2 separate regions of the Mus musculus genome follow, and region 2 is linked to region 1. The links are chromatin loops, found by intact Hi-C in ENCODE. Cell type or tissue: heart. All regions are shown on one strand.

Evidence for each region. Hi-C counts contacts between places; a loop is a spot of excess contacts. Peaks named below come from ENCODE experiments on the same cell type or tissue, not always from the same donor. Only the 100,000 strongest peaks of a DNase experiment are listed, where the experiment ranks them.
Region 2: a loop joins it to region 1, with 2.2 times the contacts of the local background. A loop is called at or near these places in 5 of 42 quality-filtered maps.

Annotation. Positions count from the first base shown.
Region 1 is chr10:71,057,645-71,060,144 of GRCm38, reverse strand. The region is part of intron 2 of Bicc1 (BicC family RNA binding protein 1); the gene reads left to right. Among named protein-coding and RNA genes, the nearest start is that of Bicc1, 100 kb to the left of the region's middle. In heart, no CTCF peak of the experiment used is centred here; a DNase peak (open chromatin) is centred at 1,104; H3K27ac peaks cover 1,928 bases.
Region 2 is chr10:71,122,869-71,125,368 of GRCm38, reverse strand. The region is part of intron 1 of Bicc1 (BicC family RNA binding protein 1); the gene reads left to right. Among named protein-coding and RNA genes, the nearest start is that of Bicc1, 36 kb to the left of the region's middle. In heart, a CTCF peak has its summit at 1,192 (motif pointing right); a DNase peak (open chromatin) is centred at 1,778.

The sequences.
Region 1 (2,500 bases):
AAGTTAAGAGCAATTGTGTAGATTGCCAGCTTATACCACTGTAACATTTAGCATATGTTCAAATCATTAATAAGGTTCTACATACGCTTTAACCCAGAGGCAAAAATTATTTGTGAACATTGATTTCATTTTTTAATCATCTGTACTTGTGTGTGTGTGTGTGTGTGTGTGTGTGTGTGTCTGTGTGTGTATGTGTCTGTGTGTGTATGTGGGTGTCTATGTGTGGGTGTGTGCACACAAATGCAGGTGCCTGCAGAGGCCAGAAGAAGGCACCAGATCCATTTGAACTGGAGTTACAGATCATTGTGAGCCACCTGACCTGGGTGCTGGGGACCAAACTTGAGGGCTTCTGTGAGATCCATCTCCACTTTTAACTGCTGAGCCATCTCTCCAGACCACACAGTTATTTTTAGATGTCAACTCTTTTTTTCTCTCTCGATTTTTAAGATTAATTTTTAAAGTGGATGTACAAAGAGATGGGTTTGGTTGTGATGTCTTCATATATGTGTGTATGTATGGACAAATGTATGTCAGTATAGCAGGCCCTCCTCCAGCCCCTGCTGCTTTTTTGCTGTCCCATCTCCCGCTTCTCTTTGTTAGTTCTTCCCTTCTGCTTCTTTGTGATATATCGAGGTCATTACCTTTCTCTCACTTCCTCCCTCTCACTTTAGATTTCATCTTCCCTCTCGTTATGCCCCTTCTATGTTCACGTCAAAAGCATGTGTATTTAAATTTAAGTGCAAGGAAGCATGCACCGTAAGGAAACAGATGGATCTGGAGATGATTATATTAAGTAGAATAAATGTCAATTCCTCACAGTGAGAATTCTCCAAGTATCATTAGGGTTTGTATTCTGAAGAGTGTCACTGTGGTGTTTGGACCGAAAGTTCACTCTCCTCTCTGCCACCCCCACCCTCATGCTCTTGGCTGCAGCCACTGCACCTCTGTCCACAGACGGGAGGCTAACAGCAAGCTTTCTTCTCCAGGAGGGAAGGGCACACACTTCGAACCTCGGCCGTTCCATTGGCAGGTGTTTATTTTTCCAGGATGACTGAACGTGCTTTCAGAAATTGCCAGGGGTTGCTAGGCAGACTTCAACAAACACAGAGGCCATCGCTGGCCTGCTGCCTGGCAGGTTTCTCAAGCCAAGTGGTTTTGTGACCCTGGCTTGAGAAGGCAGCGTGCCCTCTTTCTGTTTGAACCTGGAACCCCGTGATGCCTTTTGCCAGCTCTCCGGTGGGCATTCTGAGGCAGTTGTGAAGTTGAGGTTAGTTCCCCCAGGGGACCAGCTGACTGACTTTAAAGGAAGGGCATACTGTCATTGTTCAGGATTTCGGGCCGGTTCCCTTGGCCCTCTCAAAGGTGACGAGAAACTGTCTAGAGTAAACCTGTCTCTGAGTCAGCACTGGCTCTGTTCCCGTGTGCTGCCCTCCAGGGATCAGTGGCCTGTCCTGCTGAGCATTCCCTCAGTCTGTCTTCCTCTCTTGCCTGGCAAGGGGAAGAAGTCGTTAGACACCCCTGTGCAGACAGTGTTTACTGCAGTGAGCTTTCTCCATTAATTCAGAGCAATGCTTGAGATACTGGAGTAACACAGGGTTTTTTTTTTTTTTTTTTTTTTTTCTGGACTAGCGATTAGATGTAAGAATGGTGTATCTACAAGTCTGCCCGTTGTAGACTTTGACTGTCTGTGGGTCTGTCTGTTTTGGCTTCACTGCCACCAGAGCAACTTCTCTTGAGGATGGCACCACGCCATTTATTAACAAATACACACTATTCCTGAAGGCTGGCTGTTTAAAAGACAGCACCTTAAATGTGTTAGTCCCGCAGAGCGCAGCTTGCTGATAGACAGAATCTGCTGCCCACTCTCTCCAGGAGGCAACAAGAGTGTGACAGAGAAGGTCACCCTGATCTGTAAGAGGCGGGCAGGCCTACTACTCTCTGCATGCACGAGCTGGTGAACTCATTGCTCAGGTGTGGAGGCTGGAGGGAGTCCTTGGGCATGTTGGGCTCTATCTTTTGTAAACTTATCCCCAACCAGGACCTGGAGCTAGCCTGACAGCCAGAAAGCCCCTTACCTTCTAGTTTGTGCTACCCCACAGTGCTGGGTTATAGATGTGCATAGCCCTTTTCTTTTGCCTCCCTCCCTTCCTCCCTCCCTCCCTCTGCCCCTCTTTCCGCTCTGATCTAAAGGCCATCTACGCAGCCCCAGGCATACCCTTCATCTGGGTTGAGATTCTCCACAGTACAGCCTCAGAATTTTCTCTTTCCTGTTTCCTCCTGAGGAACGACTCTCGAAGCTCCTAGTGCGAAGGGCCTGTAGGGTTTCACAGCTGATGTTCCTTATCAGGGTCGTCACCATAGACACGAGGCTAGGACAAGAGCAGCAAAGATAGATTAGCTCTGTATGATCTTAGCATCCCTCACTCTTTTTATTTAGTCTCGTGTGTCTGGAACATTCTGATGGAGAACAGCACACAAGCTAGGCATGTTTCCCGAATGG
Region 2 (2,500 bases), 65 kb before region 1:
AACAAACTCAGGTTCCCCACTGTTCTGTTTAAGACTGAGATATAATATCTTCATGTACTTACGCCTGTGTTTCTGAAAGCCTGCGCAACAGGTTGTGTGTATCTATCTTGTGGGATGCACAGGATTTAATATTCAGATACCAACAACTTTAAAGCCACCTCTGCTATCTTTGGCATTGGCAAACAAATAATTTTCTTGGGATTGCATATTTCATAAGTGATAAAAACTTTTAATGCCGCAAACTGGCTGTTGAAACTTATTGAAAAACGTCCTGAGAATTTTCCTAGTGTTTGCCCCGAGAAATGGATTTCAAATTTAGTACCCTGAGGCTGGGGTCTGATTGCTTTTAGAATTCTCTTTCACGTTTTATTACCTGTGACTGTTGATTTTTGAGTTAAAAGAAAAAAAAGCAGCCTTGTATTATTTTGCTCTGTGTGTGATCAGGGCGTGGGGAGGGGAAACCATCTTAGTTCTTTCCCTTCTTTTGTGGACAGTATTAAAGCTGTCTTTACAAAACCTCCCCTCTCAGCCACTGTTTATTTGCTATGGCTGGAAATCAAGTCCATAAACGGAGAAAATGGTCCTGGCCTCTTTAGCGAGACCACAGGGCCCAGCCGTGTCTGGACCAGTGTGGCTGAGCATGGCTGTGTAGAATTCTAGTGGTTCGTGTGTGTCATCCACCAAACTAAGGGTCCCCATAGCATAGATGAACACTTAGTGGGGCCACAGTGAGCCTTCCTTTCTAAGTCAGTGAGTCCCAGGCAGACCATAACAGTAGGGCTTCCCACCTTCCCCATGGGCAGTCTGTCATCGTGAAGGCTACTGTACCTTTGTCGCTGGGAGCACCAGCTTGCCAATATTCTTTCAGAGTCAGTCAGTGCTTTATAATAAGGAGGCCAAAACCACTTTCTATGATTTTAGTAAAGTAGCAATTTGAGAAAAAGCCTATGAAATAATGATAGACTTTTTTTTAAAGAACTAATCTGTTAGTTTAGCACTTACTGATTTGAGCTTTTTAAACTTTAAATATTTCTTTGAGACGTTTAAACATGAGTAATGGGTTTATATAATTTCCTCCCTGTCTTTCTCCGTTCCAGCTCTCTTTCATCTCCCCTGACTCCCTTTCAAATTTATGATCTCATCACCTTTAATTATTATTGTTAAATGCAGTGCCAGTGGGCACCAGAAGAGGGCGTTGTATGCCCAGGAAGTGGAATTACTGGTGGTTGACTATGAGTGCTGAGAACTCAGGCTCTGGAAGAACAGTGCATTCTCTTAACTACTGAGCAATCTCTCCAGCCTCTGTGCTCCCTGTCCCCTGAGAAACCTTTATTATACACAAAGTCCCAACACTCCTAAGTCTCTCCTGTTTGCTTTCTGATCTACTGAGAATATTCTCTACAGGACAGTTGATGAGAGGGGCACAGTGTGCATTTAGGATTTTATTGGCCCATGTACTTTACCTGTGGCTTTTAAGGCAGCCTGTGTCAGTCATTAGGTATGTACGTACACGTCTGTGCCCAGCAACAGTGCAGATAAGACGGGCTTCATCTCTAATTATCTCCCTGTAAGGGTCACAGGGTTTTGGAACCTTGATAAGGAAGAGAGCTCATTTCTTCTTGTCCTCAGGGGAGCTGTCAGTTAAACTGGCTAGACATCTCGGTTCTGGGTGGCTGGTCACTTGAGGATTTGGGAAGGCAGGCAGGCCTGTGTGGCAGGGGTGAGCTGTTCATGGCAGCTGGATTCATCACAGCTGGATCCCGTGTTCCCTTTGGGGCACAGTGCCTGCCCCAGGAAAGGTGCCAGACATGCAAAGGCAAGAACGCTGTACCTGGGACCTTTTGCTCCACCTCATTGGTCTCTGTTTCAGGCTGTGACACTGGTTAACATTTGGAAACTCCTGAGAGGTCTGTGTGAGCTTTGGGCAGTCTATGAAAGAAACGGGAGATGCTACTTAAAAAGAAGAGTTAGTTGTCAGTTAGGGCAGGCCAGGTTAAGATTCTGGTGCAAATTTCAAGTTTTCAGATAAAGCCAGAGGAAAAATAAATGTGCAAATAACACATCTGTTTAGTTCTCCTCCACAAACGGAGGGCTGTCTACCTCTGAATAACATTACCACAAGTGAAGTATGAGGTGCTGATTTTTATTCTGGTCTTTGAGGGGGCTGAACACACCGTGGCTGAGCTTCCCTGTGTCCCCTTCTGTGCTGTCTTGGCAATAATAGTTACCAGTTCCAGGGCCTGCTGGCAAATGTTCCCCTAGACCCTATGCTATCAGGTGAATATGTATACATTGTTTCTGTGATTTGCATAATCTATTAGATACCAGGTGCATATATGTATCTGTTGACTCCTTGGGAGGGGATGGTATAGATGGCCTGGTTAAGAGCTGAGCAGTCAACAATCATTTTATTCTTAGCACTCTGGCCTTGCAAGTCTCTGCGTTAACTGTCATCCATTGCCAAAGGTGTCTGTGACCAGTGGGGAGTGTGATACTAACC